Linked DNA regions of Homo sapiens: region 1 is linked to region 2. A link is a contact called in ENCODE Hi-C or POLR2A ChIA-PET data. All regions are on one chromosome and are shown on one strand. The core of a region is the stretch at or near the end of the contact, and the rest is flanking DNA. Distances in the headings are between cores, read along the strand shown.

Region 1 (5,316 bases), core at 1,598-4,097, 61 kb after region 2:
CTGCTTAGCTTCAACGGTGAAACTCAAAGAAACCAAGTGCTGTCCTAAGTATTCCTATAAACAAGAGGTTACACACTAAAAGCCTAGAGCCACATCTGGTCAGCAGATGTATTTTGCTTAGATCTCACTATTTTGAAAACCTTGAATTAGTCATCAACATTTAAAAATTAGGACACGTTAACATGAAAATTCAAATTTTCAGCTTCTCTTGAAATCTAAATGATCTGACAACAGTGGGTACAACATGACAACAATCTCCTAAAGCCAAATCTCTAGTTATCCATGGTCTCCACCAGCCTCTATTGTCTAACCCCTGACTGTGATCCACTCACTTTCTTTACTCTTCAACTGCCTGGCTCCCAAAGTACTGATTTTGTGACCTCCACCAAATACTTTAAGTGGTGACACAGAAGCCACAGGAGATGTCATATGCCATTTTTACTTTATGCTAAGTTCTACATTTTTTCTTTTCTTTTTTTTTTTTTTTTTTTGAGACAGGGTCTCACTCTGTGGCCCAGGCTGCAGTGCAGTGGCCCATTCTCAGCTCACTGCAACCTCCACATCCCACGCTCAGGTGATCCTCCCACCTCAGCCTCCCGAGTAGCTGGGACTATAGGTGCACACCACCATGCCTGACTTATTTTTCTATTTTTTTTTTTCTTTTTTGAGACAGAGTCTCGCTCCACTGCCAGGCCAGAGTACAGTGGCACAATCTCGGCTCACTGCAACCTCCGCCTCCCAGGTTCAAGCGATTCTCATGCCTCAGCCTCCCAAGCAGCTGGGATTATTAGGCACATGCCACCACGCCTGGCTAATTTTTTTTGTATTTTTAGTAGAGACAGGGTTTTGCCATGTTGCCCAGGCTGGTCTCGAACTCCTGAGATCAGGCAATCTGCCCACCTTGGCCTCCCAAAGTGCTAGGATTACAGGTGTGAGCCACCGCGTCTGGTGGTAATTTTTCTATTTTTGGTAGAGATAGGGTTTCTCCATGTTGGCCAGGCTGCTCTCGAACTCCTGGGCTCAAGTGATCCTCCCAAGGTGCTGGTATTACAGGCATGAGCCATTATGCCTGGCCTAAAAACTCTTCTTCTCAGAGACATTGGCAACTAAATGGCTGATTATCAGACCTAAACCACAAGGATGGTAGCAACAACAATCCTAGCAAAAAACCCCAGGCCAAGGCACATCCAAAAAAGCACTTTTGATATCGCTGGCTTACTGGATCAATGCACCCCTAGATTCTATTGCAACTCAAATTAAATTCCTTTGGGATTACCCAGAATGAAGACGTCTTAAAAAGGTCTCAGACCTCAAACTAGAAAGTTTTCTGATGATGAGACTAACTAATGAGTTTAGTAATTGCTGTAAACTAGTCACTAAACGCTAAAAAATTTTAAGTTTCAGCTTCGTTAGGCTCCTGGTATTATGAATTTTACATGTTAAGATAATTCCAGTATCTATCTTCTTTTATCCTCTTAGCAGCCATTCAAAATCCATATTTTTTACGGTAATGTAAATCCATTAGGCACAGACTAGAAAGTGCATTGAGGGATCAATCTTACGGTGAAACAAACAGAGACTAAATGACCTTCTCCATCTCTGATTTCTCTGATACATTAGTCTATTATGCCCAGCCTAAACTATGAAAATATTTTTTCACCATTCCAGAATAGAGAAAACAGTACATAAAGAAAAGTATTGGACACCCCAAAGTACCACTGGGAACTAATTCCATATCATAAACGAAGAAGCTCACATCACAGTTATGGAAGAACTGAGAAATGGTTGGGGCTGGGGCAAGCATGGTCAGTGTGCTTTATTTATCATTCATTGCTTTCAATTACATTTTCAACTGTTTTCCTTTTAAATTTCAAACAATATTAAATAACTTGTTTTTAGTAAGGAAGACAAATACCCACAAAGTGATGAATAACCTACGAGGTAAATAATTCATAGTTTTTAAAGATTCACTGATAACTGGAACAAAAGCTATCATTCACGTTGCTTTCTATTCTGTAAAAGAAGCCATTATGCTGAATTTGTACAATATTATCTACGATTAACAACAAAGGTCTGATAATAACAATGTTGATCGAGGGATAAAGGGAAAAATAAGAGCTTTTGCTTCTTAGGGAAGAACACTCAAAAGCAGACAATAGCTAACCTAGCAGATTTTCTCTATTGCAAAATAACCATTTTCTAAACAGACTAGTAATCAAAAAAGTTTTAAAAAGTACTTCCATTTAATCCCACTGTGAAAGAACTCAAGAACCATATTTCACTAAAACTGAAAAACTAGCTAAAAAGCAACTCACTCCAAAATCTTGCCTACTTTCTAATAAATACAATGTCAGATGCCTTCAAAAATATGTAACATTTATGTTACAATTATATTGCTTTAATTGTTGGCCACTTTTAAGTAATTCATTCTAACTTCCCCTCCTCCACCACTTAAAGCTCTGCAAATAGTCTCATCTGTGCTACTTAAGAATTAACTTAATTCTTTTAAAGTAATTCAGATCATTAGATTTATCACATTAAACAGGTATTTTGACAAAAAAAAAATTCTAAAAGATTACTTTCCTACTCTTACAAGAAGACAGTGTTTTTATATCCTGATTTACTTTTGCTTTATACATCATAGCAGTTTTGAATTAAAAAGCAAATATATACATACACACTTATGAAACAAACCTGACCACTCCATGCACAATACAGATTGCACAACAAACTCCAATTGTGGTTGATCATGCAGTCTAAAATCCTGAACTGGGCCATGACTGCCTATAGCACAGTCTGCATCTCTTCTCTGACTCAGCTTCTGTCAGCAGAGCAGCGGGGTTACGAGAGCTCTGCAGTGATGTGGTCCACAAATAAGATCTTCCCCTCCCTTTCCTGTCTAAGCAGCAATAGCTAACTGGCAGAACGACATCATCTTCCCAAATGTAGTTCCCACCAGTACATTTAAATTATTAGATCATGAAGGAAAGTTTTCATAAAATTCTTACTGAGTATTTAACATTATTTAATTTGTAAAAGGTTATTGCTTTTTCCTTCTTTTCTGGGCATCTTTAGTCATTCAATGAAAACACAACCTGGGGAGGTGGTATATAAATCAATCAACTATGCTGGCTCCGGTCCACAGCAAACAAATTCCAACACAAGGCTGTGCCATCATCAATGACGCTCACACTGACTTGATCCCAAGGGTACCAAAGGGTACTCCGTCCTTTCTTAACCTCTCAGTAGCGCCACACAGAGCTAACAACTCCTTCAATGGCTCTCATCCTGGGTACCACAGTTCCAGTCTCTTTGTTCTCTTACTACTTCTTTAACTATTACTTCTTTGCAAAAGGCAATGTAGCAATGTGAGAAAAGCCTAGATCTTAATAAGACAGATGTATGACCAAGGAGGCTAAAGACTTATCCTTTAAGCTTCAAATCATTCATTTGTAAGATGGAGACATACCTTCACGAGGTTTAATCTGAAATAACATCTGTAACATGCTTAAAACAGTGTCTAACAGATATCTAATAAATGATTAATAGTTTCAAGATGATCACCCCTTTCTGTCTAAATCAGAATTCTATCCTTGACCTCCCTCTAATTTCTTACACTTCCATAGGTGAAGTCACCTCAACCTGTGATTTTAACTATGAATTATTTCTAAAGCCCTCTTCAACACCACCCTTTCTCCCAAGCTCCAAATCTGCGTGACTAAACACTTGCTAAGCACATACACCTACATACTACATGTCCAAAACTGAATTCATCACCTTCCCTCCAAACTTGCACGACCTCCTCTATTCCCTAATCTGCATAGTGGCTGTACAACTCATCCCCCTAGTCACCCAAACAGAAACCAGAGTCATCTTAGACTCCTCCTTCCTTACCTCTCATATCTAGCTACCAAATCATGTCACTTCTCCCAAAACATATAATGAACTGTCCTTTTTCCACTCCACCGGCACTGCCTAAATTCAGACCCCCATCAACTTTCTCCTGGATTATCACAGGGCATCTAGTTGGTCTCCCAAACATCCTGTCACCCCTCTCTGGAATCTTGTCTGTTCAGGACTAACAAAAGCACCTTTTAAACTAAAAGCTAATCATATGACTACTCTATAAATTCCTTCTGTTGCTCCTTTCTGCCTGTATACAGCAGTGTTTCCCAAGTATGTTCCTACTTGTTTTATAGGATGCAGAATATAAACTACAGTTAAGTAAAAAAAAGTCTTCAATAGCAAAATAAATTTGAGAGAAGCTAGGTTAAACAATGCTGCTGCTGGAAGCTTGCCAAAGGCTAAATATAAAGATCAAATTCAAAGTCCTCAAAATCTGAAAACTGAGGCTACTGAAAAGCTTGTTTCTAACTAGTTCGCCTTGGTGGCTGGTTTGTCGGCCTCTGTCCGTCCCTTAATTGGTGGTGTTCCTCAGATTCTGGACTTTGACCCTCTTCCCTCCCTCAATGACCTCATCAACTCCCAAAACTATAATTACCATAGATGCTGGCTTAATTGAACTCTGCCTAACTGACTTGCTAGACCAACCAAAATTCTTGATTTCCTGGCTAATTCTTGAATACTGGCTGATCCCATGGCTCAACTCTATTATTATTATTTGTACAAATTTATGGGGTATCATATGCAATTTTGTTATCTGCATAGATAGTGTAGTGGTCAAGTTGGCTTTTCGTATATTTATCACCCAAATAACACACACTGTACCCATTAACTAATTTATCGTCATTCACCTGCTCCCACTCTGTCACCCTTCTGAGTCTCCATTGTCTATCCTTCCACTCTCTACACCCATGTGTACAAATTTTTAGCACCCACTTATGAGCGAGAACATGCAATATTCAACTTTCTGTGCTTGGTTTGTTTCACTTAAGATAATGTCCTCCAGTTCCATCCACATTGCTGCAAAAGATATAATTTCATTCTTTCTTATGGCTGAATAGTATTCCATGAATAGTCTTCCATTCCAAATATACCACATTGTCTTTGTCTATTCCTCCACTGATGGACACTTAGGTTGATTCCATATCTTTGCTACTGTGAATAGTGCTGCAACAAACATACAAGAGCAGATATCTTTTTGATAAGTGGATTTCTTTTCCTTTGAGTAGATTCCTAGGTCAAATGGTAGTTCCATTTTTACTTCTTTAAGAAATCTCCACACAGTTTTCCATAGAGGTTGTAACAAAGAAAAGAGAGAAGACCCAAATAAAAAAATCAGATATGAAAAAGGAGACGTTACAACTGATACCACAGAAATACAAACGATCATCAAAAACTATTATGAACAGCAAT
Region 2 (6,219 bases), core at 1,786-4,285:
AGCCCTGGAAAATGCTAATAGTAAAAATTCCCAAAACCAGCTTGGAGAGTTGTTTCAGGGACAAAGCAATAGTGCTACGACTAATCTGTACTATTTCCCTCAAATAGTATAAGGAAAATGCTGCCACTCAACAGCAGTTTAAGTACAGTACCACTAGGTGTCGGACATGAATCAAAATTTTCTGGCATTATGAACTATCCAGGCAAGAAAGACTGTGGATGGGTGTTATTCATTCAACAAATATTTACCGAGCTCTTACAAATGTGCCAGGCATTGATTATCCTACAATGAACAAAGAATCCTGGCATCTGCCTTCTAAAGTATTTAAAGTTCATGTAGCATTGTACATTTCACATGTAACATTTCACACACAGTATTATCATATCTAGATTCATAGCCCTATTATTTCTGTTATGCTAGAATTTAATTTCTCTGCAAACTCAGAAAAATTTGTTATGGTGCTCTAACCAACTATCTTTCTATCTGACTTTATCACCTCTCAATCCTTTAACCAATTAAACTTGCTTGACTTTATCAAGACCTTCCATTCCCTTTAGCCTTCTCCATTCTTCTAAACTATCAGTCTCCCTCCAGAAATTACTATCATGCTCACTTCGGCAACATATATACTAAAATTGGAACAGAAGTTACTTTCTTTCTTACTAAGATTACCCGTGGATCAGTATTTCAACAAAATTGACCAGTACCCTCAACTTCCTTTCCCCTTAACCTTTCAAAGCATTCGATGTGCCAATCTCTAACTACGGAGAATTCCAAAATACACCTGCTCTGTTCTTGTTCTTGGCCTGCTACTACAGCTGAATAAAACTGCAGGACAAGCATTGATTTACAATTTCCCAGTTCAGCTAAGTTCTTGACACTACTCAGAAAAGTCTCTTGCTTGCATTTTAATTCCTGTCCCCTCAAGGTTGCTGTTTCAAACTTCTAGTAACCTTCTTTTTTATTTATTTTTATAGAGACAAGGTCTTGCTACATTGACCAGGTTGATCTCGAACTGACTTCAAGCGATCCTCCTGCCTCGGCCTCCCACCCAAAGTGCTAGGATTACAGGCATGAGTCACCACACCCGGCCATCATAAACCTCTTTAACTTGCTGTTCCATGCTGATTTCCTCACACTAGTTCAATAACCTTGTCTCCCAGTTCACTCAATTGCTATATCCTCAACTTTTTTTTTCTTTGCCTGTCCTCATTTTCTTCGTCCTATTTCAGGTGGGGATTTAGTCATCAGTCCTCTTCAGGACCTTGCCACCATAATTCTCTCTTCTCACATGTAAAACTTCATGTGAGAAAATCCCTAGTCTTCTCTCCAAATCTCATGGATATATAAATGCTTCCCAAACAACAAAAGTTCTCTCCACCTTTCCATATAGCTACCCTCTCTATCCCTTTGTTTTTCAAACTACTTACAAATGTAGTGTATGTATCGCTTACCTTCAGTTACCTCTAATTCAGGGTTTCTCAGAAATTAACAAATACCTCCTTGGGGGAAAACTGCCAACTACCCCACCCTGACCTTGTCACGGTTTGCTGCTCTAATTTTTATGTTCCAACCCACTTCTATCTGTCTTCCTCCTCCCTTCCGTCCACTGCACTGAAACTGTTCTCAGTAACTTTACCAAACTGCCATTTGTCAGGTCTAGTCCAACTGTATCCCTTTAGTCCAAATCCTAATGAATTCTCTAAGACAAAGGACAAATTTTCCACTCCCCTTGCCCCACTTAAAATTATCACCTCCTAATAAGCAAATTACCAACTCCTCCTGGTTGTCCTCAGACCTTTCCACTACTTACTCTCAAATTTCCTTTCTGATTCTTCTTTCTCTGACCAGCTCTTAGAGTCCTGTCTTCATTCTACATGTCTTTGTCCTCTCTGTGTATGGTTTCACTTACACTTAAGACTTAATTATAACATATAAAATGACTGTCAAATCTATTTTCAACCCCTAACCTCTTTCTTGAGAACTCTAGAAACAAATTTTCAGCTAGATACTGAACTCTCTACAGGCATCAGAAATGCAACTTATCCCAAATTAAACTCATTTCTCCAGAGGAAGGAGAGATATATTTCACTTCAATATCCTTCAGTCCTTCATTTAATGACACCTCCATCTATCCAGTCACTCAAGTCAGAAAAACATAATGCTCCACAAGGCATCTTTAACTGGAAACACACACTCCATCCTAAAATCTTTCAACCAAATCTGGGCAAATGTAACTTCTAAATGTCTCTAAAATCTGTTCTGGAATGCCATTTTTCCTTCCTCCTGATAAACTCCTATTCATCTGTTAACAACCCAATGGACACCCCATCTGAGATCCCCTCACCTGGTGGTTAAAACTGACTTCAAAAAGTTCCAGCCAGTTGTGGTGGCTCATATCTGTAATCCCAGCATTTTGGGAGGCTGAGATGGGTTGATCACCTGCAGTCAGGAGATTGAGACCAGCCTGGCCAACATGGTGAAACCCCATCTCTACTAAAAAAAATACAAAAATTAGCAGGGTGTGGTGATGAGCGCCTGTAGTCCCAGCTACTAGGGAGGCTAAGGCAGGATAATCGCTTGAACCCAGAAAGCATAGGATCCAGTGAGCCAAGATTGTGCTGCTATACTCCAGACTGAGCAATAGAGTGAGGCTCTGTCTCAGAAAAAAAAAAAAAAAAGTAGTTTCTAGTTTGGTGGAGGATATAAGTATAAAATAATTACCTAAGTACAAAAATAAAGGTACATGAAATTGTTGTAGGATCATGGCACAAGGAATCAGAGCCTGTATTCTACATATATTCATTAGATGTATATGTGCCAGGAACTGTTCTGGGCTTTAAGAGATAAAGAAAATAAAGTTTCTGCTCTACATTCCAACTGAGAGAGAAAAATGCTGAGGAAGAAATAAGTAATATGAGAAATGGTGACAACTGCAATGGAGAACAATAAGCAGAGTGAGAAGGAAAGGAAGAGGGAAAGGCAGGGCTGTTTTTCTGAAGTGGTCAGGGAAGGCCTCTCTAACAGGTGACATGTGCACAGCTATCTGAAGGAAGTGAGGTTAGAGGCCACATCACTTCCTTCCCAGTAATTAGTTTAGTGAGTGGCTCACAGGACTGACTCAACAGATGTTTGCTAAAGGAACAAATAAACAAAAATTATATTTCTGATTTAATGTGCTTGGCATTTACATGTAAATATTTCTATTCTGTTTTTATAGCAAAGATGAAAAATTATCTGTTAAACATCAAAAACAGGGACTGTAACTATTATAATTAAATCTTTACTACATGGATTTATGAATCACGTACTTTCAATGTAGGCTAACTAGCTGGAGAGCAATCAGGAAAGAAAATGGGACTACTCAACTAGGGGGTGTCTATGATTAAGGTCTTAAGTTATGGAGCAGCTGAAAAAAAAACACAGCTCAACTTCTATGAAATCAACTTGGCCAGGTGTGGTGGCTCATACCTGTAATCCTAGCACTTTGGGAGGCAGAGCCAGGAGCCTAGTACAAGACCAGCCTAGGCAACATGGCAAAACCTTGTCGCTACAAAAAATACAAAAATCAGTCAAGCACAGTGGTGCAAGCCTGTGGTCCCAGCTATTCCAGAGGCTGAGGTGGAGGCTGCAGTGAGCTGAGATTGTACCACTGCACTCCAGCCTGGGAGACAGAATGAGACCCTGTATTTAAGGGGGAAAAAAATGGCTCAGCATGGTAGCTTGGTCTTGTAATCCTAGCACTTTGGGAGGCCAAGGTGGGAGGATCACTTGAGCTCAGGAGTTCAAGATCAGCCTGAGCAACATAGTGAGAACTTGTCTCTAAAAAAATTTTAATAATAAAAAGAAACCATTATACAATGATTTGATCATTATACAATGCATATATGCATTAAAATATCACACTGCATCTCATAAATATGTATAACTGTCAATTATAAATTTAAAAATTAATTTAGAAAAAAAAGCTCAAAATTACCTAATTACAGAGTTACCTCTAGAGTAACATTTCTATAAAGAAGTTCCTTCCAGAGGAGAAATTAATATTCTGCAGAACATTAATACTCCGCCATGCACTTTTCTTCTTTTTCACCTGTATCGTCCTATCTATTCAGTGTCTCCAATTAGTTCTCTGCAATCCTAAATTTCATGTTAAGTGTTTTAGAACCCTTGAAGAGATTTTTTAAATTTCATTTATTTTCTTGGCTGCCAAATTAACTTCATGCACTGTTTTTCAAACTCTTAAAACCTACTCCTAGAAATGGAACTTCTGACAATGCTACTTGAATCCAGTTGAATTCCTTGCATTTTAGATCACTATAAACAAGGTTTCCCAGGACTTGAAGTAAAATATTTTTTTTAACCTTTCATCTAACTTGACCACCTTACTTTACCAGTTTATTTTACAAAGAGGAAGTTCAAGTTGTTATGTAAATCCAAGATTACCATGTTTTTGTTATTACTGTTCTAGCTTATACACATAGCAGCTATGGGAAACTGATTTCTAAATCAAAAGAGTGTCACTGGCACTTTGTGTTAGAGAGGTTGATGGGAAAAGACAAAAGAAAAGTAGGAGGGCAGTCAGAAATCTGCTTTTCTTCTTCAACAGCAGAGGTTAGATACTAACATAGTAAATTTTGCAGCTTTGAGAGCAGTCATTTTAGAAGCTTGTGCCAATTCAAGATGGTGGTCATCATTAGAAATACCCCAGTGCACCTCCCTTTATTCAACACATTTACTCAGCAAACATCTGAGCTCCTACTATATGTACCAGGTACTTACTAGGCACTGAAAACTCAGCAATAAAAGACAATTTCTATCCTTAATGATCTTTGCTCTGAAAGTAATACATAAAAGAAATTATTTTCCATAAAAATACTGAAAAGTCAAAGTATGTAAGAAAAGTTTACTTTGTATATTCTTTTCTCTTTTTTCCCCAGACAGTCTCACTCTGTTCCCCAGGCTGGAGTGCAGTGACACGATCTTGGCTCACTGCAACCTCTGCCTCTTGGGTTCAAGTGATTCTCCTGCCTCAGCCTCCCAAGTAGATGGGATTTACAGGCATGTGCCACCACACCCGGCTAATTTTTCTATTTTTAGTAGAGACGAGGGTTTCACTGTGTTGGCCAGACTGGTCTCAACTCCTGACCTCAGGTGATCCACCCACCCCGGCCTCCCATAGTGCTGGGATTACAGGCGTGAGCCACTGTGCCTAGCCTGCATATTCTAATGCTCAGTCTTTGCCTCTCGTTTCTCTATTTGCCTTCATTAGGTTCGTGCTGCTGCCACCACCTCCCTCGAACAGGTACGTCAGGAGGAAGAAATTCCCTACTTGTTTACCACATAGCATGAACAATCACTCAGATTGTCTCCAAAATATGAGTAGAATTTTCCAGTAGAGAATTAGGGAAAAGGTCTATAGCTTTCGAAAATTGTGAAACACCAATCTACTTCATCTTATACAAAATATCCCTTCAAACATCTGAAAGCAGCTATCACTTTTTCCCTAAGCAATTCTCTTTCAAGCAAAGTTCCATGTTTTCTCCATCTTCTTTTTAAAAATACATATCATAGGTCAGCCGGGTGCAGAGGCTCACGCCTATAATCCCAGCACTTTGGGAGGCCGAGGTGGGTGGATCACCTTGAGGTCAGGAGTTCAAGACAGCGTGGCCAACACGGTGAAACCCTGTCTCTACTAAAAATACAAAAATTAGCCAGGCGTGGTGGTAGGTGCCTATAAACCCAGCTACTCGGGAGGCTGAGGCAGGAGAATTGCTTGAACCCAGAGGCGCAGGCTGCAGTGAGCCGAGATGGTGCCATCGCACTCCAGCCTAAGCAATAAGAGCAAAACTCTGTCTCAAAAAAAAAAAAAAAAAATCATCATAGGTCAAAATGTATATATATTCTTACCATCACAGCCCCTTTATATCTGAGGCTCCCAAGTGTTTTAATCATGTCCTAGTCAGTCAGAAGACAACCCTGGAGACCTCCTTTCCCATATTTTCCCACCTGTCCACTAGAGAAAAACAAAATAAATATTTTGAAATTAACTTGTTACTAGCTACATATAGAATCACTTTTATTACCTTTGTGTGTGCTTATGTATGCATATGTGTACATGTGTATATATGTATATAAGTGAGTTTATACAGTTTACATGAGGAAATATTACCCATAATAGCAAACTACAGATAACTTGGTAATTTTATTATAACTACA

What was found. A loop is a pair of places that touch in the nucleus more often than their neighbours do. ChIA-PET counts read pairs that join two places held with the same protein, here RNA polymerase II (POLR2A). Pooled maps may share reads with other maps.
Region 1: a loop to region 2 is called in a map of astrocyte of the cerebellum, with 6 times the contacts of the local background. The contact joins two enhancer-like sites. A Hi-C loop is called at or near these places in 8 of 168 maps with a recorded cell type or tissue (GM12878, astrocyte of the cerebellum, esophagus squamous epithelium and 5 more), 26 of 37 single-sample maps with no recorded cell type and 13 of 50 pooled maps. POLR2A ChIA-PET finds 5 or more read pairs at or near these places in 4 of 52 experiments (AG04450, GM10248, GM12878 and 1 more).

Annotation. Positions count from the first base shown.
Region 1 is chr10:24,703,818-24,709,133 of GRCh38, forward strand. The region is part of intron 2 of ARHGAP21 (Rho GTPase activating protein 21); the gene reads right to left. Among named protein-coding and RNA genes, the nearest start is that of ARHGAP21, 17 kb to the right of the region's middle. Within about 2 kb of position 2,848, at least 3 of the 41 ENCODE cell types and tissues checked have a DNase peak (open chromatin) inside an H3K27ac peak, as active enhancers do.
Region 2 is chr10:24,642,921-24,649,139 of GRCh38, forward strand. The region is part of intron 4 of ARHGAP21 (Rho GTPase activating protein 21); the gene reads right to left. Among named protein-coding and RNA genes, the nearest start is that of ARHGAP21, 78 kb to the right of the region's middle. RefSeq lists a silencer at 2,994-3,083. Within about 2 kb of position 3,036, at least 3 of the 41 ENCODE cell types and tissues checked have a DNase peak (open chromatin) inside an H3K27ac peak, as active enhancers do.